Regions from separate parts of the Homo sapiens genome. Here region 1 is linked to region 2. A link is a loop called in an ENCODE intact Hi-C map of the cell type or tissue named here. Cell type or tissue: PC-3. All regions are shown on one strand. Each heading gives the region's core, and the rest is flanking DNA. Links, peaks and the distances in the headings are about the cores only.

The links. A loop is a pair of places that touch in the nucleus more often than their neighbours do. Peaks named below come from ENCODE experiments on the same cell type or tissue, not always from the same donor. Only the 100,000 strongest peaks of a DNase experiment are listed, where the experiment ranks them.
Region 1: it touches region 2 in a loop (6-fold over the local background); 4 of 110 quality-filtered maps call a loop at or near these places.

The regions. Positions count from the first base shown.
Region 1 is chr10:93,598,761-93,611,208 of GRCh38, reverse strand. It overlaps RBP4 (retinol binding protein 4), which reads left to right and starts at 9,974. Exons shown (of 6, transcript NM_006744.4): 1 at 9,974-10,038; 2 at 10,163-10,291; 3 at 10,406-10,542; 4 at 10,710-10,816. The coding sequence starts at 10,181. In PC-3, for the core only: no CTCF peak of the experiment used is centred there; no DNase peak of the experiment used is centred there; H3K4me3 peaks cover 726 bases.
Region 2 is chr10:93,540,311-93,556,565 of GRCh38, reverse strand. It overlaps LOC105378436 (a long non-coding RNA gene), which reads right to left and starts at 87. Exons shown (of 3, transcript XR_946212.2): 1 at 1-87. RefSeq lists an enhancer at 1-355 and a silencer at 14,359-14,448. In PC-3, for the core only: no CTCF peak of the experiment used is centred there; a DNase peak (open chromatin) is centred at 7,645; H3K27ac peaks cover 1,978 bases.

The DNA.
Region 1 (12,448 bases), core at 4,449-12,448, 54 kb before region 2:
CCACCACGCCCAGCTAATTTTTGTATTTTTGGTAGAGATGGGGTTTCACCATGTTGGCCAGGCTAGTCTTGAACTCCCAACCTCAGGTGATCCACCTGTGTCAGCCTGAGAGATAGTAATCTTAATAGTCACAAAAGAAAGAGAGATCCGTTGAGGTTGCACATTCCCTGTCATGAATTGAGAGATTCTTGGTGGGAAACATGGTTTTCCCAGGGGTACAGAAAGAGTCATTTGTTGAGTTATGCCACTTCTTGTGATTGAGCTTCACCTGCTACCTCAAAGCACCTTGTCAGGTGCACATATTTTCTTGGACTGTCCTATGTCACACTCAACTCTACTCTCAGGAGGTTCCTCTTTGGGTGACTATTTACTTCATAACACCCTGTTATTATAAATAGGATAATGCAGAAGTGTATTTCCCAGGAGAGAGTTGAGTCAACTGAGTCACCCCTCCTATGGGACCATCTTCCTTATCTAACAATTTTGGACACTCTTTTTTACCTAGTTATTTTGTGTGACTCATGGTACAGTTCCTACTTCTCCTGTAAGTATGTGGTGTGCTCACGATTTCCTGGTTTCATCCTTCCCTCTTGAAACAGAGAGGGAAAAACACATATTTGCATTTCATATACAGACTTATACTTAATAGAAAAAGAAAAAACAAAATGCCCATATATGTTCAACTTTCATAATCTTTTTTTTTTTTTTTTTGAGACAGAGTCTTGCTCTATTGCCCAGGCTAGAGTGCAGTGGTGCGATCTCGGCTCACTGCAACCTCTGCCTCCTGGGTTCATGCCATTCTCCTGCCTCAGCCTCCCGAGTAGCTGGGACTACAGGCTCCTGCCACCATGCCCGGCTAATTTTTTGTATTTTTAGTAGAGACGGGGTTTCACTGTGTTAGCCAGGATGATCTTGATCTCCTGACCTCGTGATCCACCCGCCTCGGCCTCCCAAAGTGCTGGGATTACAGGTATGAGCCACCGTGCCCGGCCCATCTTTCATAATCTTATAAAAGTGAATATTAATTTGAAAAAGAAACATCCTATTATAGTCAGCATTCTTTTGTTTTTATAACTAGTTAGAGATTCATTCATTTGTTCATTCTTTCTTTCTTTTTTGTTTTTTTGAGATGGAGTCTCCCTCTATTGCCCAGGCGCGATCTTGGCTTACTGCAACCTCCGCCTCCCGGGTTCAAGCGAATCTCTTGCCTCAGCCTCCGGAGTAGCTGGGATTACAGGTGCATGCCACCATACCTGGCTAATTTTTTTGTATTTTTAGTAGAGACAAGGTTTCACCATGTTGGCCAGGCTGGTCTCGAACTCTTTAGGTAATCTGCCCTCCTTGGCCTCCCAAAGTGCTGGGATTACAGGTGTGAGCCACTTCACCTGGCCTCATTTGTTCATTCTTTCAACATTTGTCTATTGATTGTCTGTTACAAGCAAGGCACCATTCTAGCTATTGTGATAGAGACTTCAAGTTCCCCTTATATTATATGATTGTTTCCTTCTCCCAGTTACATGGGAAGATTACTCTTCCTCCCTCTGGTACAGCCATGTGACTGATTTTAACAAATGGTTTGTGGGCAGAAATATCACTTTCAGACAGGAACAATTAATTGCCAACGGGAGGCTCTCCAGGTCTCTGTTCCCTCTGCTGCCACATCAGTTTCAGATGAAAGGGCCCCTGAATCCCAGAGTGAGGATGTCATGTAACAGAGGCCCCTGGATGACCCGAGATGGACATGTAGCATGATGAGAAATAAACTTGTCTTGTTTTCAGCCTCGGAGACCTGAGGGTTGTTGTTACTGCAGCATCACCAAGACAATTCTGACAGTTACACTTCTACTGTCGGGGACTCAGGGGGTGGTCCCAGCATTACAAGCACTTGTGGTGTGGGAAGGGAGGTAAGACTAGTGCGTAAAAAGCCCATGAGACATAGAACAGAATACAATTAATGCTGGAAGTGAGGCACATGTACATGGCTATCGGAGTTCACGAAAGGGATCATATCTAGTGTGGCTGAAGACAGGGTAGAAATCAAGAGTGTTCAGAAGCAATAGCATGGGGTGTAGGGTAATACAGGGAGGACAGTGAGAGGTGACCCTGAAAAGGTGGGCCGGGCCCAGATTAGAAGGGCTTCAAAGCCTAGACTGAGGATTTTGAATCCTGGACAATTTTTGAAGTGGGAGGCAACATTATTAGTGTTCTTCTTTACAAACTTAAGGAGGAAGATAAGTTGGAGGAAAACAGAATACTGGACATTGGGATACAGATTAAGATACTTTATTGCATTTGGCTTATTATCAAACAACCTAAAAATGTGTATAGGCTTTGACCCCACAATTCTGCTTTTATGAATTCATCTTAGAGAAATAATTAAGAATGTATGTGATTAATATAGTTGCAAGGGTGCTTACCATGAGTGTGGGTATAAAAGTAAAAGATCAGAAATAGCCTAGACACTTAATAGTAGGAGGTTGAGTAAATAAATGGTATTAGATCTGTAAAATAGAAAGCTACGCAGCTATTAGGTTGGTACAAAAATAATAGCGATTTTCCCCATTACTTTTAGTGGCAAAAACCGCAATTACTTTTGTACCAACCTAATAATATTGTTAAAGTCTATTGACATGAAAAAATATTTATGATATGCAGTTAATTACAAACAGTATTGCAGCATAATTCCATTAATATGCACAGACAGAGGTATATATACCAAAATATTAAGTGAAATTATTTCAAGGCAGGACACAGTGGCTCATGCCTATAATCCCAGCACTTTGGGAGGCCGAGACAGGCAAATTACTTGAACTCAGGAGTCTGACAGCAGCCTAGGCAACATGGTGAAACCCCGCCCTACAAAAAATTACAAAAATTAGCTGGGCTTGGTGGCACATGCCTGTAGTCTCAGCTGAGACTGGGACTGAGATGGGGGGATGGCTTGAGATCAGGAGGTAGAGGCTGCAGGGAGCTGTGATCGCACCACCGCACTCCAACCTGGGCGACTGAACAAGAACCTATCTCAGAAAAAAAAAGTTATTTCAAAGTGGTGGGATTCAAGACATTAATTTTTTTCTTCTTTTTTGCTTACCTGATTTTTGTAAAGCATCTACAATGAACATATATACTTTATGTAATAAAGAAATTAAGTCATTCATAAACAAAGATTTTGAGGTTATCTCTGCAGTCTATGGGTGAAGTTGCTTGGGAATGAAAAAGAAAAGGACAAATGTGAGACACAATCCAGCAAATGTGTCATGACAATTGACAGGACGAGGCAATTGATTAGTTAGAAAAAGCACACAAGAGAAGGGGTCACTGTTAACTACTTTGAGTGTTGAGCGAAGTTATGGACTGAACGTTTGTATTCCCCTAAAACTCATCTGTTGAAATCCTAACCTCTAATGTGATGGTATTAGACGGTATGGCCTTCAGGATGTGACTAGGTCATGAGGATGGAACCCTCACAAGTGGTATTAGTGCCCTTATTAAAGGGCCCCCAGAGAGCTCTCCAGCCCTCTTTCTTCCATGTGAGGATACCAGGAGAAGATGGCTGTCTGTGACCTGGAAGAGGAAGATGGCCATCACTGAACCTGACCATGCTGGCACCCTGACCTCAGACCTCCAGCTTCCAGAACTATGAGCCACTCCTTCTATGACACTTTGTTATAGCCACCTGAACTAAGACAAATGACATTTTATCAAAGATTTTTAAATGGGTAATATTAGAAGCCTCCTTTTAGCACACACACCAATAGCCTTTTCTTTCTTTCTTGTTCTTGATGAAGTCCTGTGATTTCCATAGCTCTTCCTCTTGGGATAGTTCTTTGCAGAGCTTCTTGCCAGTGTTAGCAAGATCTTTGTGTCTCTTATTGGCTGTCTGCTACTAGGCACTGAAAAAAACAAAATCAATTTCAGAAAATAACATATTTTATTTTTTAAAATGTCTGATTCAGGTGGTACACGTGTAGGTTTTTATATGGGTATATTGCATGATGCTGAGGTTTGAGCTTCAGTTGAACCCATCACCCAGATAGGGAGCATAGTACTCAATACGTAGTTTTTCAACCCTTTCCTTTGTCCTTGTGGAGGCCCCAGTGCCTATTGTTCCCATCATTGTGTCCATGTATACTCAATGTTTAGCTCTCACTTATAAGTAAGAACATGTGGTATTTGGTTTTCTGTTCCTGCATTAATTCACTTAGGATAATGGCCTCCAGCTGCATCCATGTTGCTGCATAGGACATGATTTTGTTTTTTGTATGGCTGCATAGTATTCCATTGGTGCATATGTACCACATTTTCTTTACCCAGTTCACCGCTGATGGGCACCTGGGTTGATTCCATGTCTTTGCTATTGTGAATAGTGCTGTGATAAACTTGTGAGTGCAGGTGTCTTTTAGGTAGCATGATCTATTTTCTTTTGGGTTTCTACTGGATAGACACCCAGTAATGGGATTGCTGGGTCAAATGGGAGTTCTATTGTTAGTTCTTTGAGAAATCTCAACACTGTTTTCCGGAGGGACTGAACCAATTTACAATCCCACCAACAGCATATGAGTGTTCCTTTTTCTCCACAACCTTACCAACATCTGCTATTTTTTGACTTTTTAATAACAGCCATACTGTCTGGTGCGAAAGGTTTTGATTTGCATTTCTCTAATGATTAGTGATGTTGAACATTTTTTCATATGTTTGTTGGCTGCTTGTATGTCTTCTTTTGAGAAATACCTGTCCCTGTCCTTTGCCCACTTTTTAATGGGGTAATTTGTTTTCTTCTTGTTGATTTGTTTTTTATAGATTCTAGATATTAGTCCTTTGTCAGATGCATAGTTTGCTAATATTTTCTCCCATTTCGTAGAGTGTCTGTTTACTCTGTTGATAGTGTCTTTTGCTGTGCAGAAGCTCTTTAGTTTAATTAGGTCCCACGTGTCAATTTTTGTTTTTGTCGTGTTTTCTTTTGAGGACTTAGTCATAAATTCTTTGCCTAGGCTGATGTTCAGAAGAGTGTTTCCTAGGTTTTCTTCTAGGATTTTTATAGTTTGAAGTCTTACATTTAAGTCTTTAATCCATCTTGAGTCAGTTTTTGTAGCTGGTGAGAGGTAGGGGTCAAGTTTCATTCTTCTGCATATATTTAGCCAATTTTCCCAGCACCATTTATTAAATAGGATGGAAAATGACATATCTTAAAATTTAAACTTACCAAACAGATCACTTAGAATAAATTTTTAACATGACAAAATGTTGACTTCACTGTTTAATTTTTACCTCAGTGCTTCTGTTTCATTCAAAGCATAGATTTGTTGTTTGTTTTTTTTGGATAGAATATTAACTGATGGAGAAAATGAAGGAAAAAGTCAAAATCTTAGGTGCTAATATTTTTTAATGACAAATTTATTTAGATAAACTCTGAAATGATAACTAAGTCAATGTGAAAACTCCACTGCATTTACATAGAATTTTTTTAAGAAATGTAAACCACCTGGTAATAATAAAAGGATAATAAGAATAGATAACATACAAAATATATACTCTGTGACAGGTACCCTCCTAAGATCCTTACATATATTATCTTATTTAATTTTTGGGGCGTTTTTTTGAGACAAAGTTTCACTCTTGTTGCCCAGGCTGGAGTGCAATGGCATGATCTCCGCTCACCACAACCTCCACCTCCCGGGTTCAAGTGATTCTCCTGCCTCAGCCTCCCAAGTAGCTGGGATTACAGGCATGCGCCACCATGCCCAGCTAATTTTGTATTTTTAGTAGAGACGGGGTTTCTCCATGTTGGTCAGGCTGGTCTTGAACTACCGACCTCAGGTGATCCTCCCACCTCAGCCTCCCAAAGTGCTGGGATTACAGGAGTGAGCCACCGTGACTGGCCTATCTCATTTAATTTTTACAATCTTATAAGGTAGGTACCATTATCATTTTACAGGTGAGAAACTGAGGCACACAGAAATTAAGTTAGCTTGCCCAAGGTCATAGCCAGCAAGTGATAGTAACCTACTCTAAAACTACCAGTTTAAATATGGCTCAATTAAAAAATGTGCACATGAGGTGAACTAGACTTCGTACTTGATGCTAGAGGGAGATATACAAAGACTCTTTCTTTGAAGATTTTGAAATCTAGACAAATATCATAAAATGTTAAATACTAATACAAGAGTGAAATAAAAATTCCAGACAATCTTTTTAAAAATCCACAAAGAATGATTTAACTTCCTTAAACTTTCTGCTTAAACAAGTTTTCAGTAGTACTCTACATAAATGAGCACGCGTAATTTCTAATTCCATCATTGTTAAATTTTTTTGCTGCAGTTAATGACTTCTACAGGAAGTTATGCTTATACAATAGCCAAAACATATGCCTACGAGGTAGAAGCACCAACACAGAAATCAACAATATCCTGGGCTAATTAAGTGTATTTCACATTATTATACTGAACCCACTCTTCAGTTCCACCTTAGCCAGATTATCTGTTCCTATAATTACCCATCATGGAAAGGACCCCCTGTAGGTAGGAATTTCAGGCACATCTGGCAGCCAACTGCACAGGACCCTTCCATCTGCACATTTGCTCTCATGAAAGCCCTGTGCCTGCACTTAATTGGGGGTATAACCAGGTATCTCAGAGACAATTTGGTTGGTGAAAACCATATTATTTTTATCCAAATTGATGTGATGGTCTGATGACTGCAACCACTGAGAACACCGTATTGAAAAAATTAATTTATCTCTTTGTACCTGAAAACATGGACTGACTAACCTTTCCATTTTTCAACCAATTATTTTGACATCTTTTAAATGCAGTCAGAAGATAAATGCTGCTCCACTTCCTTGTTTTTCATTTTTCTTGGCCTCGGTCCAGATGTGGGTATAAATGTTACTTTGTATAAAATGGAGCTGGTTGCTAGTGCTTAATTTTCATGAGGGTAAGGACACAAATGTCTTGCATTAGTTCTGTGAGTTATGGTAAAACCCTTTTCAGTCTTTTTTAGGAGTTAGTGATGTGTTTGATGCTGTGAAGGTTAAGGTAACAGCAACTTCTGTTACAGGTAACCTCTCAAATCTCAGTAGCTTCATCCAGTGGAAGCTCATCTCTCATTCACATAAAGTCAGTCACCAGTGGGGACCCTGGCAGATAAGAGAAGAAAAGAGAGGATGTGAACAATTGAACGGGCAGCTTTTCTGAGCTCTGCCTGGGAGTGACACAGCCCCTTCCGCTGGCCAGAAGGCTCGTGGCCTTACAGAGCTTCGGGAAGTGGGGACGGGGAAGGCAGGGGCTGGCAGACTGGTAGTCCCCAACTTTACAACATGGAAGGGGACTGCAAATTTTCTGGTGAAAGGCCAAGTAGCCACCTGTGCTACAAGTACTAAATCCTGAGGAATTATATATTAGAAAGGGTGAACTCTGAACAGGTCTTTAAAAATAAATGTTTTATGGAGTTTGCATAGAGTGACTAATTTCAGTAAAAGAAATTATATCTATTGATTAAGCACCTACTATGAACAAGTCTCTTGATATACCCAGTGGAAAAGTGGGGAGAATGGGGACAGGTACAAAGATGAATGAAAGAAACATGGTCTGTCTCTCCATGAAGCATGGCAAGGAAATGAATGAAATTTTGTGTACATTATATACGATCTATAAGATGTAATTTAAAACATAATTTTACCTACAGGAAAAGGAGCAAGAAAAATATTTGTAAAGGAAATATTTGCTTTATTTTCTGATTCACGTTTTCATCATAGAAAATTTTAAAAATACAAAAAGGCGCAAAGAAAAAATCTTTCAGCGTCCCTAATCCTATCTCACAGAGATATTCACTATGAACATTTTTCCTTTTGACTTTACATATACACATATTTGAAAAGTTAATGTATGAGGATTTTTTCCAAAGTACTGAAGTTAAGAACATCAGTTGACCTGAATTAACTTATTTGTAATCATGAAGAAATCCTAGAAAGAATGCCAAAGTAAACTGTTTTCCTCTGCTGGTATCTGGAGCACTAAGGTCCATGATTTATCATTAAAAGAGGAGGGGCAGAGGAATGGTTACACCAACTTTCTTTTTTCTTTTTTCACCTCAAATTTTTACTCTGAAACAACCTTTAAACACCCAACAAATAAATGAAAACTTGTTGCTGCATCAAAACCATCATCGAAATGAACTGAAATACCCTTCATTATTCAACCTACAGTGTGTGCAAGGGCCACCAGAATGTGTTCTAGGAGAAATGGCTGCAAGGCCAGGGGGTATTAGGAGAACGTTTCTGGCAGGAATAACTGTCCAAAGGCAACTGGGCTAAGCTAGGAGCTCTCTATCACTAAAGAACCTGGAGCAAAAACTGGAAGACCTCTCCTCTGGAATGCCGAAGAGGGGATCCAAGTATTGGGCAGGAGATAGAGAGGTGCCCTAAAATCCTTTCCCACCCAGGGTGCATAGATATATACCCCATAGGGTCCTGCAGGAGACGATCTGAAGCAGAACTTATTTGAGCTGTTTGGGATTACACAGTCTTCTATAAAACTGGCCCAATCAGAAGATTTCCTAGTCAGCTTGTTGTCCAGAAACAGGCTTTCCTAGCTCTGCGGCGGTTAGGAGTTAAATGCATCACCGTTGGCTCCCCAGACACTGCTGGGACTCAAATGGGTGCAAGAGTGAAGGGGAAGGTGGGAAAAAGATGGAGAAGCAGGGGGGAAGGAAGCCACAGATGTCATCTTTTCAGGATGCTCAGAATTAGCCCTAATGCCCTATAGATAAAGGATTGGTCTGAGAACCAATCAACTCCTTATTTCTGTTTGGCAGCCACCTTCCTCTTCCCCGATCTCCTCTTATTTCAGGTCGGGCTGCAGCAAAATGGCCCAAATTGATCTCGAATCTTTCCAATTTAGGCCATGGAGACACAATCGATATTGTATGGAAAGAATCTCAAGAAGAGATACTTCTTTGCCACATCATGAATTCTCATTCCGTCATTCTCATCCTTTGATTGGCTGCTTTGATCAAACGAGTGGAACTCTAACTTCGAACAGAAAGAGAAAAACAGGGTCAGTAAATTGTGCCATCACACAGGAAAATACCTAAACTAGTCACACTGTTTTGATTCAATTGGCTACTGAAGTTATAGAATGTTGTTTACTCTTCTCTCCTTTGTCTACTCCCCAGCCAACAAAACAACCGACCTTAGCTGTTTTGAAAATAAATGAAAATTCCAACATGGGTTTGAAATAAAATTGCATCATAAACAATCGGTAGGTGTTTTTCAAAGTGGTTTCAGGGAAGTGCCACGGAGTAAGCAGGCGACCACCGAGGCTGCTAAAATATTTCCTGTCCTGACCAGGGTTGCGTTTCTGGAGAATATTTAACAGGGAGGGTTTTAACGCTTTTAAAGATGTTGAAACTAAAGAACAAATATTGACCAGAGGGCACCACAACGCTCCTGAAAGAGAGTAAAATACATCCTTTATAAAATGAAAAACTACTTGGATGAATTATTCCAAAATTCCTGCACAAGTGGACCTCAGAAGGCAGACGGAGGCGCCAATTTGGCATGGCCAGGGCCTGGGCACTCACGCACCAGGGAGCCTCGCGGGTCCGCTCTCGCTCTGTGAGGCCACGGTCTTCCCGCCAGGTTGACTCGAGCCTCCTGCCAGAGCCACTGGCCCCGGAGGCCACCCTAGACCGCAGCTGGCGGCCGCTGGCACGAGTGCAGGGTAACTGAGCCAGGGCCGCTGGCGCATTTGGCCTGGCCGAGGCCACCCCGCGCGGCCGCTCCACTGTGCCCGAGGCTGTCCTGGAGGTGAGGCCGGCCCACAGGGACCCTGCCCGTGCCCGGGCTCCGGTGAGTCAGGGCGCGTTATGCAAGTGCCCCCGGCGCCTCCCCTTCGGTCTTTCACCCCGCGCGGTTACGAAAGCGCGACCCCCTCCCCCCGGCGCTATAAAGCAGCGGGGCGGCCGCGGCGCGCTCGCCTCCCTCGCTCCACGCGCGCCCGGACTCGGCGGCCAGGCTTGCGCGCGGTTCCCCTCCCGGTGGTGAGTCGCGGCCGGGGCCTCGGGGCCGGCGGCGGGATGGGCCGGGGTGGGGTGGGGTGGGGTGAGGTGGGATACGGCGGCGGGGGTCGGCTGCCGGGCACTGACGGAGGCGCGTCTCCCGCAGGGCGGATTCCTGGGCAAGATGAAGTGGGTGTGGGCGCTCTTGCTGTTGGCGGCGCTGGGCAGCGGCCGCGCGGAGCGCGACTGCCGAGTGAGCAGCTTCCGAGTCAAGGAGAACTTCGACAAGGCTCGCGTAGGTATCGGCCCAGGGGGCCCAGGCGGCCCAGGTCCCCACCCCATCCCCGCCCTCCCCGCGGCCCGCCGTGCGCCCCCGGACGCCAAACCCCTGCTGTCATCCTTCTCACAGTTCTCTGGGACCTGGTACGCCATGGCCAAGAAGGACCCCGAGGGCCTCTTTCTGCAGGACAACATCGTCGCGGAGTTCTCCGTGGACGAGACCGGCCAGATGAGCGCCACAGCCAAGGGCCGAGTCCGTCTTTTGAAGTCAGTGGCCGCCGGGGCAGCTGCGCCCTTTGCGCTCCAGGGTTCCCCAAGGGCCCTGCCTGCTGATCGCCACGTGGGCATTGTGAAGGGAAGGGAGCACCGAATGGGTGGAGGGAGGGAGGAAGCCCTTTGCCCGGCTTGGCTGAGGATCCCCTTGGCTTTTGCAGTAACTGGGACGTGTGCGCAGACATGGTGGGCACCTTCACAGACACCGAGGACCCTGCCAAGTTCAAGATGAAGTACTGGGGCGTAGCCTCCTTTCTCCAGAAAGGAAGTGAGTAGTCAGCTCTGTGGGACTGTCTTGGGAATGGGGCGCCTACCGGGCCAAATCGCTGGGTTTCTTCTCCAGAGGTACCTACCCTTAGGAAGAATGGCCTGCGGAAAGGTCTGGAAGTGTCAGGAACCCGCAGCACCACCTGAGGTTAGGGGAACAAGATTGGGAGCAGCTACCTACCCCCTCCCCAAACCTCAGCTCAAGAAACCTGGCCTAAGCTCAAAAGGACCTTTCGGTTTGTCAGGTGTCATTTTCCCCACCAGCCACTGTGCCAAGGTGTGTGCTTTCTCCATGCTTTCTCCTCCTGTCTTTCACATCACCACTCCACCTAGCTCTGCATTTCCTCCGTCTCTTTGGGCTGAATCCCTGAGACAGCTTGACTATCTGGGGCTCCCACAGAGGCCGAGAGAGCCCTATCCAAGGACGGAGGGAACACTGTGCATAGGGGTGGATGCCTCCCAAGTGCCTGGCCTGCTGATGCTGAGATTCTGAGCCAGGCACAGTGTGCTGTGGCTGTGGCCTCTTCCCTTTCCACTAAGCTGTGAAAATCAGATGTGGAGGGGAGTGATGTTGAGGACTTGTAGAAGAACATCCTAAAATTTGGCCTAATCATGAGAAAACAGTGTCTACATGCTCTTTTTCCCATTTTTTTCCCCATTTATCCTAAGTTTCAAATCAGGAATCTACTTGGTAGCTAGAGAATAATGCAGGCCAGGGGACACATATCATGGAATCTTAGAGAGGGAGAGTTAACCTTTTGGAGGGGGTTCAATATGTAGATGAATAAACTGAGGCCAAGAGAACTTTGCCCAAGGACATGCAACAAGTTTGTTAGAGCCAATGTCAGAAGCCAGGCTTCCAAATCTCAGGCCAGGATCAGGTGGCCCTGAACTGCAGGGACTCCTAATCCAGACCAGCTTTTGCAAAGTATTGTTTGAGCTCTTCTGTGAGATAGGACCAAGGGTTGTTCAGGGAGACTCTCTCTGCTCGGTGATCCAGGGTAGAAGTGTCCTTTATTGTAACCCTTTGCTCTCCATATATGGCACACCACCCTCTTGGACTTCCTCTAAAGTTGTGTGTTGGATGAAATTGCATTTTTAAATTTTATTTAATTTTTAATTTTAATTTATTATTATTTTTTTTTTAGAGACAGGGTCTCACTGTCACCCAGGCTGGAGTGCAGTGGCGCCATCATGGCTCACTGCAGCCTCAACCTCCTGGGCTCAAGCCATCCTACCACCTCAGCCTCCTGAGTAGCTGGAACTACAGGCATGGGCCAGCATGCCTGGCTAATTTTTGTATTTTTTGTGGAGTCAGGGTCTCCCCAGCTTGCCCAAGCTGGTCTTGATCTCCTGGGCTCAAGCCATCCTCCCATCTCGGCCTTCCAAAGTGCTGGGATTACAAGTATGAGCCACCATACCTGGTAGAGAAAAAGCTTAGAAGCTTTATTTTTATTTATTATCCTTGGAAATAATAAAAATTATTTCAAATAGTGCAGCAAAACATCCCAAAGTGATTTATTTAGAGTAAAATATACTTTTCTGATAATGGATTACAAAAATCAATACCAGAGGTACAAGATTATTAATTTTTAGAAAGAGGAAACACATATGTTCTATAGCATTTTGAGAT
Region 2 (16,255 bases), core at 4,270-12,269:
CACTCTTGGGCAAGTGACATCACTTCTCTAGATCTCTGTTTCTTCATTTGTAAAACGAAAATAACAATGCATCCTTCAAGGCTGGGCACGGTGGCTCACGCCTGTAATCCCAGCACTTTGGGAGGCTGAGGCAGGTGGATCACTCAAGGTCAGGAGTTCGAGACCAGCCTGGTCACCATGGCAAAAATTAGCTGGGCGTGGTGGTGGGCACCTGTAATCCCAGCTACTCGGGAGTATGAGGCAGGGAGAATAGCTTGAACCCAGGAGGCGGAGGTTGCAGTGAGCCGAGATGACACCACTGCACTCCAGCCTGGGCGACAGAGCGAGACTCTGTCTCAAAAAAAAAAAAAAGAAACAAAGAAAGAAAGAAAATATTAAACACTGAAACACTAAACCACTTCTACAATAGATATAAGGTCAACAGTAAGGGGGAGGTAAATCAGTTATATGTCTTCAGTAGAATACTACACAGTCATTAAAATGCTTGTGAATTGAATGATATGGGTGGCAGGTACCTGTAATCCCAGCTACTCAGGAGGCTGAGGCAGGAGAATCGCTTGAACCCAGGAGGTGGAGGTTGCAGTGAGCTGAGATTGTGCTACTGCACTTCAGCCTGGGTGACAGAGCAAGACTCCGTCTCAAAAAAATAAAAATAAATAAATAAATAAAATACTTCCTTCATTGGCTTGTGTAAGATAATATACTAAATGTCACACCTTTAGTGTAGTAAGGGCTTAAGAAGTGTAAGTTTGTGACTTTTTTTAGCATCTGACACATAGGAGGGGCTTAAAATATTTTCAATAGTTGAATAATTAAATAGATGAATGAACGAAAATGGAAATTTGAGGTTTAGTGAGCCTCTTGATGTCTCTGCTATCTAAGTCGTGGTCCTCAGGAGCCTGCTGTAAAGATGGATAAGGATAGGGGTGGGGGTGGGAGGGGCCATCACCACCCTGGTACTCCCCCACTCCACCCCCACTGCCCCCAAAGAAACAGGCAGTGGAAATTAAAAAGCAGGGCTAAAGGGGATGTAACACAGACGTAAATTTTGAGAAGAGAGGGATCATTTATTGTAAGATGTGTTCTCAGCGTGGGGTCCTTCCTTTCCTGGGAAATATGACCTCCAGGTGATCTGGATTCCAAAAGGAGAGAAAAGACATGGCTAGGGAAGGGGTGTCCAGTGAGGGCCCTAACATGCAGCCCTTCGGAGGGGCGAAGACAATGACTCAGCCTGGCCAACGCCCTGAACTCTGACTGTCTGTTTCCTCTATGCTGATTGAGTTCAGCAGCCGGCAACCGATGAGACTCCTAGGAAGGGCTCCAGAATCACTGATAGCTGACGGAGGCTTGGCAGCGTGGGGGCCCTCCGAGCCTGGGAAGGTGGGCTTATGTAAATACTGTAATGCAGAGGGTGCTGGAGCCGCATCAAGAGCCAGCTCAGCTGCTGTGCGCTACTGACACAGCCATTCCTGTCTTGGGCCTCAACAACTTCCTCACAAATGAAAATGTTGAACAAAATGAGCTCTCCAAGCCCTGCCAGCCAGGTCTGATGGAAGAGTGTAGGGAGTTAGGCCTTGAAAAGCTGCTCCGCACTGCCCCCTGGTGTCATTGGCTACAGTGACCATTGTCCTCAAACCTCTGGTGTCCATCCACCCACCCCCTCATCCACCTATACGCCCATCCATCCGTCCATCCATCCATGAGCCTGGTACATCTCTGAAGAGTGTGTCAGCTTTTCATTTCGGGGGTAAGGGGAGAAAGGGACCTGGGCCCACATATGGGGGCAATGCTGACCTGAACAAGCAGAGCCACAAGGAGAAGGGGTGACCAGACGGTACCTGGAGCTTGGAACAGTTGTCTGGACTCAGAGGTATTGAGTGACACCCAAATGAGGGAACTGGGCTCCCTGCTCCTGGTGGCAGCTTGAATGATGGTTCTTTGGATTTTTAAGGATGAAACCATCCTGGAAAGTGGACCTTGAGATATAGATCATTTGTCTATTTCATACATACACACACACACACACACCCAATATAGCAATGCTATTGTGGGGATATATATCAGACTTGATGGTTGTCCTTTTGAACTCTATCAGGTGACTTGCAAATTTCCCACAGTATGAGTCCTGCCTCCCCAAGGGAAAGGTCAACACTGGCTTTCCCATCTCCCTTGCACCAAGGCATGTACCCTAAGCTTAGACCACCAGACATACCGTGAGAGACTTGCCTTTGCAGGAGAGGACAAGCTAGGGTTTCACAGAATCCATTTATGGGCAAGAGTTTAGGGCACAATCAAGAGGCTTCTAGGATCTCACATCCAGAACCAGTGGTGCAAGCCAGGCATGGTGTCTGTGCTGTAGTGTGGTGACACTGAGTGTTCCACTGGAGCAGCCTTCATCATGTGACATCGTTCCAGGCTGGGAAGTCTTCACGGTCAATTCTCTGGCCCTCCCATCGGAGAGCCTGTGAATTACATTATACCTTTTTCTGTTTAATCCAGCCAGAATGGGTGTGTGTGTGTGTGTGTGTGTGTGTGTGTGTGTAACTGTTGCTCCTCCTGTGCTAATGTTTTGTTCAGCCTTAGAGGCCTCTGGCCTGGCTTCATTAGACTCCTGACTCCCCAGACAAATAACCAGACTTAGCTGAGCAGCTTCCGAATGGCAAGCCCCATGTCCTCTCTTTCTACAACCCATGCAGGAAGGACGCTCTAAGGCCTGGATAACTTTCTCCCAGTTTACTTTTCCTCTCCCCAAACTGCATTGCAAAACCAGCCATTTCTGTCCAGCCAACCACTTCATCTCCCCTTTCTCCTCCTCTCTCGCAATTCCTGTGAAACACACACATACACACACACACACACACACACACACAAGCAAGAGAGTGAGAGAAAGAGAGAAAGACAGAGGCGTGAGGTGAGGTCAGTGACTCCTAGGCCATAAATTCTGGAATAATGACTCCCTGGTGAACTGACTGACACAGTGCTTTCTCTTTTCTCATAATTTGCATTATAGGAATCTATTCCTCATATTTTGATGCATGGAGAAATCTCTTTCTTTTTTGCGGGGGAGGGGAAATAAAACTTTCTTTTTTCTTTTTTTCTTTTTCTTTTTTTTTTTTTGAGACAGTCTCGCTCTGTGGCCCAGGCTGGAATGCAATGGTGCAATCTTGGCTCACTTCAACCTCCGCCTCTCAGGTTCAAGTGATTCTCCTGCCTCAGCCTCCTGAGTAGCTGGGATTATAGGCGCGTGCCACCATGCCTGGCTAATTTTTTGTATTTTTAGTAGAGACGGGGTTTCACCACGTTGACCAGGCTGGTCTTGAACTCCTGACCTCAGATGATCCACCTGCCTCAGCCTCCCAAATTGCTGAGATTACAGGTGTGAGCCACCGCCCCCAGCAGGGAGATAAAATTCTCTGAATTCAGCTTTTTCCAACTCCTTAATAGGTAACATTTACTGACCTCTCACTATGTAACAAGCACCTTACTTGTGGTGACTCAGCTAAGTCTCACAACAATCCTGTGCAGAAGAAGAACATTGTTATTATTATCATCCCCATTTTACAGGTGAGAAGACTGAGGCAGAAGAATATAATGATCGGGAGACGTTGGGTTACAACTAACAGGAATCCAACTCAAATAAAACAAACAGAAATGGAGGAGAAGAAAGGAGAGAAGGAGGATAAAAGGGAGGAGGAGGAAAAGAAAAAGAAAGAAAAAAAGAAATGCACTGGCCTGGATAAGCAAAAAATCCAGGCAGTGACTTTAGCTTTAGGCACATCTGGATCCAGGGATGCAAACAACAACAACTTATTTGGGCACCTGTCCTCACCTCTGACTCTTTTCTCTGAATTGGGTTTGTTTCAGGAAGCCCATCCATCCCCTAGTGGAGGCAAAGAGGCCATAGCAGCTCTTGCCCACTTCCTACCAGCTCAGCAGACTCTTCCAGCACTATCCTCACACTTCCCAAGGGTGGCTCTTGTAGGCAGGGTGGGGTCTCATGCCCATCAGGAATCTGGACCGACAGAGGAAGGGCAGGTTCATAAGAAAAGTCAGGGTGCTGAGACCAAAAGATGGGACAAGGGATTCTGGGTGGGCTAAAACAGGGGGTCCCCAACAGATTAAGTTGCATAGAAAGTAAGCTGTCCAAATTCAAAGCCAGGTGTGATTTCATCTGAGGTCCATGAATGGCCCAGGAGATCTGGATCTCGTCCTGGTTTTGTCACTAATTGGCTGGTTAGAGGCTCACTTGTCCCATTTGCAAAATAGAAATAATAATACCTGTCCAGTCTCCGTCACTGAGTTATTACAGAAATCAAATTAGACCTTGAATTCGAAAGCACTTTGAAAAGTCAGATACACAGTACTATATTATTCATTTGTATATTTTCCATTGGTTGGTTGAAATCAGCTTAAAATTCTCTATATTTTCCCATAGAAAATATAATTCCCATTCTTATTTTCTTTTTCAAAAACTCATTATGAAAGCAACACATCCTATAAGCAATTTGAAAATATAGAGAAGAAAAAGAAAGAAAAGTGAAATAAAAGAAAAAGAAAAGGCTGGGCGCAGTGGCTCACGCCTGCAATCCCAGCACTTTGGGAGGCTGAGGTGGGTGGATCATGAGGTCAGGAGTTCGAGACCAGCCTGGCCAACACAGTGAAACCTCGTCTCTACTAAAAATACAAAAAATTAGCCAGGCATGGTGGCGGGCGCCTGTAATCCCAGCTTCTTGGGAGGCTGAGGCAGGAGAATCGCTTGAACCCGGGAGGCAGAGGTTGCAGTGAGCAGAGATCGTGCCATTGCACTCCAGCCCAGGCGACAGTGCAAGACTCTGTCTCAGAAAAGAAAAAGAAAAAGAAAAAATCACCCATAGTCTCACCATCCTTAAATAACTATTATTAGCATTTTGGTATTCTTTCTTTCTTATCTCTTCTGTGTATATGCCCACATGTATATTTTTGAAAAAAAAAATATGATAATATTACAATGCTCTTTCAAAATCTGCTTTTTCCCCATCAATAATATTGCAGTCTTTCATGTGGCACTAAATAGTTTTCTACTACTTCAATTTAATGGCAGAATAGTTTCCCATTGTTTAACAAAATACTTCTTGTTAGCTATTTAACTATTTGTAATTTTTCCCTGTTAGCAAAAATCTACCCAATCTAGAAAATTTTCTAGATATGAAATTTTGGATTGGGTTCATGTGCATATGTGTGTGCATGCATGAGTGTGTGTGTGTGCTTAACTTTTGCTCCTCCTGTGCTAATGTTTTGTTCAGCCTCAGAGGCCCCTGGCCTGGCCTCATCAGATTCCTGACTCCCTAGACAAATAACCAGCCTTAGTTGAGCAGCTTCTGAGTGCAAGCCCCATGTCCTGTCTTTCTACAACCCATGCAGGAAGGAGGCTCTAAGGCCTGGCTAACTTTCTCCTAGCTTACAAATTTTGCAAAACTAAGGCTTTAATATCTATTGCACTTCTGGAAAGTTTGCACCAAATCACACTCTCATGAGCAGTGGCCACGTATCCATTCCCCATCACCAATTATAGTAGGTATGACCATGTTGTAAAACTCTAACAATTGTGATAACCTTTTTCTTTTCAAATTTAGATCTGTGGCTGCTTCCCCTTGATTACTTTTTGCAGGTGGAGACTCTTGTCTCCTTCCTGGTTTGTTCAAGGTGTCAAAAAGTTCTGAGCGTTGGTGGCTTGGAAAATTCTATAGTTTGCAGGGCTAAATCGGAAGACCAAAGTTCACATTCCACACCCACATTTAGAAGCCATGTGACTTTTGATAATCTACTCAATTTTGCTGAGCTACAGCGTCTATATGTATAAAATAGAGATCTATATCCAGAATGTTCTGAGAATTGAAAAAAAAATAAAAGGAAATCTAGTCCTGACACGGGCTTGCCTAGCTCACATACCTGTGATCAAATGAAAATGGATGTGAAAGCCCTTTCAAGAGGCATGGTCCTCAGCACACACAAGAGATGCCTTGTGTTTGCTCATTCAGCTTGCTCCACTGTGGTAGTCTCCACAATGGCTCCCAGTGAAGGATGTTTCCTGGTATTCATCCCCTTGTGTGTTGTCTTCTCCTCTTAAAGCAAGGCTGGTCCTGTGCCCTGTTTTTAAATAACAGAATGCAGTGGCTGGGCCAGCACTTTGGGAGGCTGAGGCGGGCGGATCACCTCAGGTCAGTAGTTCAAGATAAGCCTGGCCGATATGGTGAAACCCCGTCTCTACAAAAAATACAAAAATTAGCCAGGCATGATGGCACGCGCCTGTAATCCCAGCTACTCGGGAGGCTGAAGCAGGAGAATCGCTTGAACCTGGGAGGCAGAGGTTGCACTGAGCCAAGATGGCGCCATTGCACTCCAGTCTGGGAAACAAAAGTGAAACTCCGTCTCAAAAATAAGTAAATAAAGGCTGGGCATGGTGGCTCACACCAGTAATCCCAGCACTTTGGGAGGCCGAGGCGGGTGGATCACCTGAAGTCAGGAGTTCGAGACTAGCCTGACCAACACGGAGAAACCCCGTCTCTACTAAAAATACAAAAAAAAAAAAAAAAAATCAGCTGGGCATGGTGGTGGGTGCCTGTAATCCCAGCTACTTGGGAGGCTGAGGCAGGAGAATCACTTGAACCCAGAAGTCGGAGGTTGCGGTGAGTGGAGACTGTGCCATTGCACTCCAGCCTGGGCAACAACAGTGAGACTCCGTCTCAAAAATAAATAAATAAATAAATAAATAAATAAAAGATGGCAGTCAAAGTGGTGCTGTGTGACTTCTAAAACTAGGCCTTAAGACTATCTGAAGAAATTGCTGAGAGACTCGGAGAGGAAGCCACCCAGCTGAGCCCCATCAATCCACAGAACCATGAGAGGTAGTCATACATTTTTGCTTTAAGCCACTAGGCTTTGGGGTGTGTTGTTACACAGTGACGGATTAGCAAGACACCTGCTATGGGTTGGTGCAAAAGTAATTGCGGTTTTGTCGAAGTAATGGCACCACTGCACTCCAGCCTGGGTGACAGAGTGAGACTCCATCTCAAACAAACAAACAAACAAACAAACAACTATAATAGTGATGATAATCCCTGCTGATAAAGCATCTCTCTTATTTGGCTTCCTTAATTAAATTAAATTTCTTAAAGAGTATATATCTAACTACCCTGTAATTTTTACCCATTGCCTCAGCCACCATCCCTGTGGTACCTTCTCTGGGCATGCAAGGCACTCAACACTTTTTTTTTTGAGACAGAGTTTTGCTCTTGTTGCCCAGGCTGGAGTGCAGTGGAGCGATCTCAGCTCACAGCAAACTCCACCTCCCGGTCGGGTGATTCTCCTGCCTCAGCCTCCCAAGTAGCTGGGATTACATGCATGTGACACCATGCCTGGCTAATTTTTTGTATTTTTAGTAGAAATGGGGTTTCTCCATGTTGGTCAGACTGGTCTCGAACTCCCAACCTCAGGTGATCTGCCCGCCTCGCCCTTCCAAAGTACTGGGATTACGGCGTGAGGCACTGTGCCCGGCTCAATACTTTCAATCTGGGAAATGTAGTCTTGAGTAAAGCCAGGTCTTTTAAGGTATTTTAAGTGGGATTCTAAGTCAGTTTCCTTAAAGAAATGTTTTACATAGGTTGATGTCATTGACCAAATATTTACTTTATTTATGGCCACATTTTTGAAGTCTGCATTATGGCATCTTGTGTATCCATGTTTGTTTAAGGGTTGAATCATACTTCTCTTTCCTCAATGATTCTACCAGAAATTCAAAAGATAAAAAGCCAGGCAGCTCTCAGACACAAATGATTGAAACCATTGTTTCAAAAAGACCCTCTTTCACTTGCTCTAAAACCATCTGCTGCGCACCTACAATGGGCCAGATCCTAGTGTAGCTGTGAGAGATGGGAAGGGAAGACAACCTGTGACCTTAAGAAGTCTACAGTGTGTTAGGGTCAGGGTTGGGGAGAGGGTGGCAGGCCAGTGAAAGACTAATACTGAGAGAGAAGGGTTGGGGAAGAGGGAGGCTGCAGAGAGGAATTTCTCTTTTTAGCTTCTTAGTTGAGTCACTCTCCTGAAAACAAAAGTCGGATTAACAAAAGAAAAACAAGCAGAAGTTTATTAATGTGTGATGTACCCATTATGTGAAAGAGGCCTCAGTTTTAAAAGTATTCCTTTCCACCAGGCACAGTGGCTCACACCTGTAATCCTAACACTTCAAGAGGCCGAGGAGGTAGGATTCCTTGAGCCCTAGAGTTTGAAACCAGCCTGGGCAATATGGCAAAACCCTGTCTCTACAAAAAACACAAAAATTAGCCAGACGTGGCGGTGCACACCTGTAGTCCCAGCTACTTGAGAGGCTGAGGTGGGAGGATCATTTGAGTCCAGGAGCTTGAGGCTGCAGTGAGCCTTGATTGTGTCACTGCACTCCAGCCTGGGAGTGAGACCCTGTCTCAAAAAAAAAAAAAAAAGTATTTCTCTCTCAAGGCAGTGGCCTTGCTTAAATAGTATTTTAAGAAAGAGCCATAAATCCTACATAGTGACAAGACAAGAGAGAGAGCAGTTCCCTTTTTAAAAGGTAGGGAAAATGTGGAAAGATTGTAAAATCTGCTTCCAGATTCCTCTGGTATCTGCTGGTGCCTTCTCTGGGTGCATAAGTAGTATGGAAGATCCATTGATCCATCCACCCACAAACCCATTCATTAACCCACCCACCCATCCATCCACCAACCCATCCACCTGCCCATCTACCCATCCATCCATCCATCAATCCATCTACTCACCAACCCACACATTCACCCACCCACACATCCATTCATCTACCTATTGAACCCTCCACCCATCTATCCACCTACCCACCCATCTATCCACCCAATTATCCACCCACCCATCCATCCACCCACTTATCTACCTGCCCACTCATCCATCCAGCTGCCCATTCACCCACACATCCAGTTTGGAAGGATTTATGTCCTGCCATCAGGCAAGTAGAGGGTGAGGTAGAGTGTTCCCATGTTTTAAGGGTCTTTAATTTAACAATCCTCAATATTTTAGGGAGAAATATTTTTATTTCCTTCAAGGCCATGGAAACCCACAGAAGGGGAGCCTCCCCTGCCACATCTGTGACCAGACTTGCTGGCCTGGTTGGGGAGTAAGTGGAAGTGAGGTGGAGTGGCAGTCACCCACCCAGCAGCCTTCCCAAGACCCTCCTTCCCTGACATGTGGGGGTGGCAGTGTGCGGCACACAATACAATGTGTTCATCTTGCTGTTTCCTTTCCTGGGTCAATTGCCCTTCCCAGCCACCTCTGCAGTAGGTGAGGCCATGGGGCCAAGTTCTGACTAATAGGAATGTGAGCAGAGATGCAGCCCTTCCCATCTGGGGCAGTTAAAAACCGGTGCACAAAGGCCGGGCGTGGTGGCTCACGCCTGTAATCCCAGCACTCTGGGAGGCAGAGACAGGTGGATCACCTGAGGTCAGGAGTTCGAGACCAGCCTGACCAATGTGATGAAACCCCATCTCTACTAAAAATACAAAAAAAAAAAAAAATAGCCGGGCGTGGTGGCATGTGCCTGTAATCCCAGCTACTCAGGAGGCTGAGACAGGAGAATTGTTTGAACCCGGGAGGTGGAGGTTGCAGTGAGCCAATATTGCGCCATTGCACTCCAGCCTAGGCAGTAAGAGTGAAACTCCGTGTTAAAAAAAAAAAAAAAAAAAACTAAAACCCAAAAACCGGTGCACCATTTCCATCTCTCTCTTCCCCTGCTGCAGTGATGGTGGAGGCTACAAGATGAAAGGGGGCCACCAGCACACAAAGATTGTCAGGCGAGCAAGAAATAAACCTCCATTGTGTTCAGCCACTGAGATTTCAGGGCTTACTTCTTACCAAAGCCTAGCCTGGCCCATCCTAATACAATATATATCCATTTCTAGTCAATAACATGTAAGGGACATGTGCTGTGGAGTTTCCTTATAAATATTTCCATTTCCAAAGAATGGACTTTCCAATAAAACAAAAGAAACATATTAGGAGTGCTCATTCATGACCGTGGCAAGGTGTCTTCTTGGTTTTGAAGAAAAATCTTATTAGAATGTGAGGCTTGGAACTGTAGCAGTAGAGATGTGAACTTGGGCAGAGTGATAGAGATGAGAGTCCAGAGCCCTAACCTTGTGAAATTGCTGATCTAAACTGCGAGCATCTGATTCCATACTTCTTTTTAAAAAGACAATAAATGTCGTGATGGTGTAAGTCTTTTCTGTTATTTGCATTTGAATGCACCTGCGTTGATACTAGTTTCAGGTGAGGATGACAGATGGTGATAATGGACAAGTAAAATGAATGGCAGTTCTGGGGGCAGGTCATGTCACTTTCTTCTCTCACATTCTCTCCAGCTCCGTCCACACTACAGTCATTGCTGAAAAATGAAAATAATCTGGGACAGTATTTGCCATCTGCAATGTGCTTTCACATACATTTTCTGGCTTTAGGGTGATAGAAGAGTGGCCACATAACGTAGGGTTTGATAGCTCAGCCTCTAGAGGCAGACACACTTGGGTTCACATTCTGACTTGCCACCCTTTTTGCTGTCTGACCTTGGACAAGCTCTCTAAACATAGCTTTCTCATCTGTATAATGGAACCATTATAGAAACTCCCATATAGTGTTACTGTGAGAATAAAATGACATGACACTTATGAAGTGTTTAACATATCACCTGGGATACTAAAAACACTTAATACACAGGAGCCCCTGGAATACTGGATTTTGATTTTCTTTCCTGTTTTTGAGATGGAATCTCACTTTGTTGCTCAGGCTGGAATGCAGTGGTGCAATCTTGACTCACTGCAGCCTCCACCTCCTGGGTTCAAATGATTCTCCTGCCTCAGCCTCCTGAGTAGCTGGGATTACAGGCACCTGCCACCATGCCTGGCTAATTTTTGTATTTTTGTAGAGACTGGGTTTCACCATGTTGGCCAGGCTGGTCTTGAACTCCTGATCTCAGGTTATCCACCTGCCTTAGCCTCCCAAAGTGTTGGGATTACAGGTGTAAGTCACCGTGCCCAACCTGGATAACATCCTGGGATGTTATGGGATAGGCATTAATATTCCTATTTTGGAGTTGAGGAAACTAAAATTTGTACAGAATTTAAGAGACTGGCTCAAAGTCAGAACCAGAATTTGATTCCAGGTCTGGTAGTTCCCTTTTCAAAGCTCTTTGCACAGTAACATGATGTAAAACAAGCAGTAAAACAAAAGAAAAAATTTAAATTGATTGGGCTGGGTGTGGTGGCTTACACCTGTAATCCTAACACTTCGGGAGGCTGAGGCGGTGGGAGGATTGCATGAGCCCGCGAGTTCAAGACCAGACTGGGCATCATAATGAGACCTCGTCTCTACAAAAAAAATTTTTTTTAATTTGAGGTGCTTCTCTTTTGAGTGCCAATAAACAGAATCACTTCCGTAAAGTTCACTCCTTCAAGGGAAGAAATTACTACTGTGGCATATATGCAACATATTGTTAAACTCATTTAACAGATCAAAATTTAATTAACAGATTGCTAAGTTTATGCTGATAATAATATACTCTACAAGTTTTTTTCTTAATCCTCTATTATCAGCTTCTCCTGCCCCTTACCTCTACCTTACAAAACTGAAGTGAAAATGCTTGCCTTCATAATCCATGCAAGGTAGCACATGTGCCATTATGCATAATTTGTGAATCAAACAGAATAATAGCATTTTTCCCCCAAGGCTTTTCTTCTCCTTCATTAAAACCTTTAGTTTAGAGGCCATGCCTGTAATCCAAGCATTTGGGAGGCAGGGGATCGCTTGAACCCAGGAGTTTGAGACCAGCCTGGGCAACAAAACCAGACCTTGTCACTACAAATAATATAAAATTAGCAGTCGGGCGCAGTGGCTCACATCTGTAATCCCAGCACTTTGGGAGGCTGAGGAGGATGGATAATGAGGTCAGGAGTTCGAGACCAGCCTGACCAACGTGGTGAACCCCGTCTTTACTAAAAATACAAAAAAATTAGCCGGGCGTAGTGGCGGGCGCCTGTAGTCCCAGCTACTTGGGAGGCTGAGGCAGGAGAATGGTGTGAACCCGGGAGGCGGAGCTTGCAGTGAGCCGAGATCCCACCACTGCACTCCAGCCTGGGCGACAGAGTGAGACTCCGTCTCAAAAAAAAAAAAAAAAAAAAAGAGAGTCCATTTCAAAAAAAAAAATTAGTTGGGCACACAGTGGCACCTGCTTGTAGTCCCAGCTATTCAGGAGGCTGAGTGGGAGGATCACTTGTGTCCAGGAGTTTGAGGATGCAGTGAGCTAAGATTACACCACTGCACTCCAGTTTGGGCAGCAGAGTGAGACCATGTCTCGAAAAACAAACAAAAAACTAAAAAACAAAAACAAAAACCTTTGTTTACTATCTCCTCTGATAGTTCAGCATTCAAAATAATTTACTTACTGTATTTTTGAAGCTAAGTGACTCTCAACATCAAGTTAGTAGAATATGAAGCAACGCCCTTCACTGTATCAGAAACTGGATTGATCTACTGCCCTTCCTCTACAGCCTCATCCTTTGACATCAAAAAGTGACCAATAAAATACAAGGCATATTTTTCTTTAAGCTCTGCCTAATGACTTACTTGCAACCTAAGTCCAGGAACAAATACTACTAGTACTGAAATAGCATTTGTTTTCTTAAACCTAGCTCAGTCATGGCCTTGTTTGGAAAGCCTGTCCTCTCATCCTTGGGGTGACTTTAATGTGGCATTTACCTCATTGTGCTGCCATTGATCTGCATTGATGTCGGCCTGGCCATGGCTCTGCTGAAGACGATCTCTGCTTTACTCTTCTCTCCATCTCTAGAGCCTTGCACGGCACCTTGCTTGTTGCAAATGGTTTAAATATTTGCTGAAGCAAGTGACGAGATCAGTGCTTGATACATCACCTGAAAGGGATAAGATTTCTTCAGCAAATTTACCTGTAATACCTATTAAAACGTTTTAGTAGGAGATGTGCCGCTCCTGGGGTGAAATCAATCTAGTGAACCTGGCGGGCGAGGAGGTGAAGGCCATAATCAGGTGCTAACTCTTTCTCCTCGGGGCGTACCATTCCTTCTTTCTATGGTTGCTTGATTTGGGTGACACAACATGAATGTGATTCTGAGTGCTCCTATCTACTTCTGGATCATGGGACAGTCCCCAGGGCTCAGTCCTCTCTACTCCTTTCTTTGTCATCTCTCTGGATTCTGTCTATGCACTCTACAAAAACCCCTAGCTTGGTCTTGATCTTTCACCCTTATTTGGGTGTTACCACTTATTTGCAGTGTTACCATCTGCAGGCAGGATGGCAGAGAGGACGCCCCTTGGATGTCTTGCTAATATTTCCTACTCAACCATCAAGGCCAAAAATAATTAGATTCAAAAGCAGAGAGCACAGCACAGAGGACAAAGAAGAAGGGAATCAAGCCAATAAACCGCTAGGTTTGCCTTAGGAAGACGAAGCACTGGGGGGCTTGGAAAGAACGAAGTTGCTGGAATTGTGTCATACAAGCCCAGATGGTAGGGGCCCTAACAACCATTGCCTTCGGGAGCCTGGGCCTCCTTCCCTCTCCTGCAAATCTGCTCTGTGATCTTGGAAAAGTCACTTTCCTCTCTGGGACTCCATTTCATCAGGGTTAAATGAGATCAGAGGTTTCCAATCTTAGTAATGCATCAGATGTTTTGGAGATGCTTTGGAGAGCTTGTTAAAAATGCAGCTTCTTCCAGATGTTCTGATTTAGGAGATTTGGGGGAAGCCAAAGAACCACCGTTTTCAACAAGCTCCATGAGTGAGGGATTTCCTGGACAAAAGACACTGGAGTAGATGATCTCACAGTTCCTTTCCAGCCCTGACACTCCCTCGGTTGTCTGATTAGGGGAGCAGAGGGTAGCCAGGAAATGCTGGCAGCCAGCCAGCTCTCTGTCCAAGAAGTGTAGCCAGGAAAGAAGCCAGATGGCAGGTGGAAGGGGAGGGTCAGGGAGGGTGGTGTTCACGGTGTCATTGACATCAGCACTCTTTAATTGAACTGGACGTGGGGAGACCTCCGGCGTAAGACTCGGGAGGGAACCAAGAACCTTCCTTGGTTTTCCTCCCACCCCAGCCTGAGCGAATCACTCTTCTTTTGCCCCATTCAGATGCTCCAAACAAACGTTACGAACCGAAAAATGAGTTTGTCCCACAGTGTTAAAACTTTTATTAGATTTCATATTTTAAAATTCCAACAAACAAACAAACAAAATTCCAGATTTCTCTTGGAAAATCTAAAAAGATCAGTTACACTGGACTCAGAGCGCCCTGGGACATCAGCTGGCGCTGAGCAGCTGCGCCCCCTTTGGGTGAAAGCATGCATTTCCAGCCTCTGCGATCGTCAGTGGCCAGCCTGACTCATGGTCCTTAACCTGTCAGGCCCCCGTCAGAGGGGGCGTTAGAGGGGGCTCCCTTCACCCTGAAATTTATTCTGGGATAAGCCAGAACAGCAGAGAACTGCTGGATGTAACTGGACATTGAGAATTATGGAGTAGCCTCTGGTACTGAGGTTTCTTGCCTATGTGGAAAGGTATTAAGAAATCAGTGGGGTCTGGCGCTGTGGCCCACGCCTGTAATCTCCAGGACTTTGGGAGGCCGAGGAGGGTGGATCACGAGATCAGGAGTTCGAGACAAGCCTGGGCAACATGGTGAAACCCTGTCTCTACTAAAAATACAAAAAATTAGCCAGGCGTGGTGGCGGGTGCCTATAATTCCAGTTACTCGGGAGGCTGAGGCAGGAGAATGGCCTGAACCCGGGAGGCGGAGATTGCAGTGAGCTGAGATCGCACCATTGCACTCCAGCCTGGGCGACAAGAGTGAAACTCCGTCTCAAAAAAGAAAAAAAAAAATCAGTGAAGTGGGACTGACTGCTGTGTTTACGACAGGACTGCTGTGGAGAACATCGACCACTACACCACATGGTTTCTTCTCTGTGGAGGCCCAGTGGAGGAATGGATTTCTTTAGTCTCAGTACCAACAGTGCTTCTAGTTGTGTTTCTTCTGAGGATCAGTTGTGTTTTTAAGTCCTCTAAATGGTGTACAGGATGGTTTCTTTTTTTCTTTTTCTTTTTCTTTTTTTTTTTATACTTTAAGTTCTGGGTTACATGTGCAAAACCTGCAAAACCTGCAGTTTTGTTACATAGGTATGCAGGTGCCATGGTGATTTGCTGCAGCCATCAACCCGTCACCTACATTAGGTATTTCTCCTAATGCTATCCCTCCCGTAGCCCCCCACCCTCAACAGGCCCCGGTGTGTGGTGTTCCCCTCCCTGTGTCCATGTGTTCTCATTGTTCAACTACCACTTATGAGTGAGAACATGCGATGTTTGGTTTTCTGATCTTGTGATAGTTTGCTGAGAATGATGGTTTCCAGCTTCATCTATGTCCCTGCAAAGGACATGAATTCATCCTTTTTAATGGCTGCATAGTATTCCATGGTGTATATGTGCCACATTTTCTTAATCCAGTCTATCATCGATGGACATTTGGGTTGGTTCCAAGTCTTTGCTATTGTGAATAGTGCCACAATAAACATACATGTGCATGTGTCTTTATTGTAGAATGATTTATAATCCTTTGGGTATATGCCCAGTAATGGGATCACTGGGTCAAATGGTATTTCTAGTTCTAGATCCTTGAGGAATTGCCACGCTGTCTTCCACAATGGTTGAACTAATTTACACTCCCACAAACAGTGTAAAAGTGTTCCTATTTTTCCACAACCTCTCCAGCATCTGTTGTTTCCTGACTTTTTAATGATTGCCATTCTAACTGGCATGAGATGCTATCTCATTGTGGTTTTGATTTGCATTTCTCTGATGACCAGTGATGATGAGCATTTTTTCGTATGTCTGTTGGCTGCATAAATGTCTTCTTTTGAGAAGTGTCTGTTCATATCCTTTGCCCATTTTTTGATGGGGTTGTTTGCTTTTTTCTTGTAAATTTGTTTAAGTTCTTTATAGATTCTGGATATTAGCCCTTTGTCAGATGGATAGATTCAAACTTTTCTCCCATTCTGTAGGTTGCCTGTTCACTCTGATGATAGTTTCTTTTGCTGTGCAGAAGCTCTTTAGTTTAACTAGATCCCATTTGTCAATTTTGGCTTTTGTTCCCATTGCTTTTCGTGTTTTAGACATGAAGTCTTTGCCCATGCCTATGTCCTGAATGGTATTGCCCAGG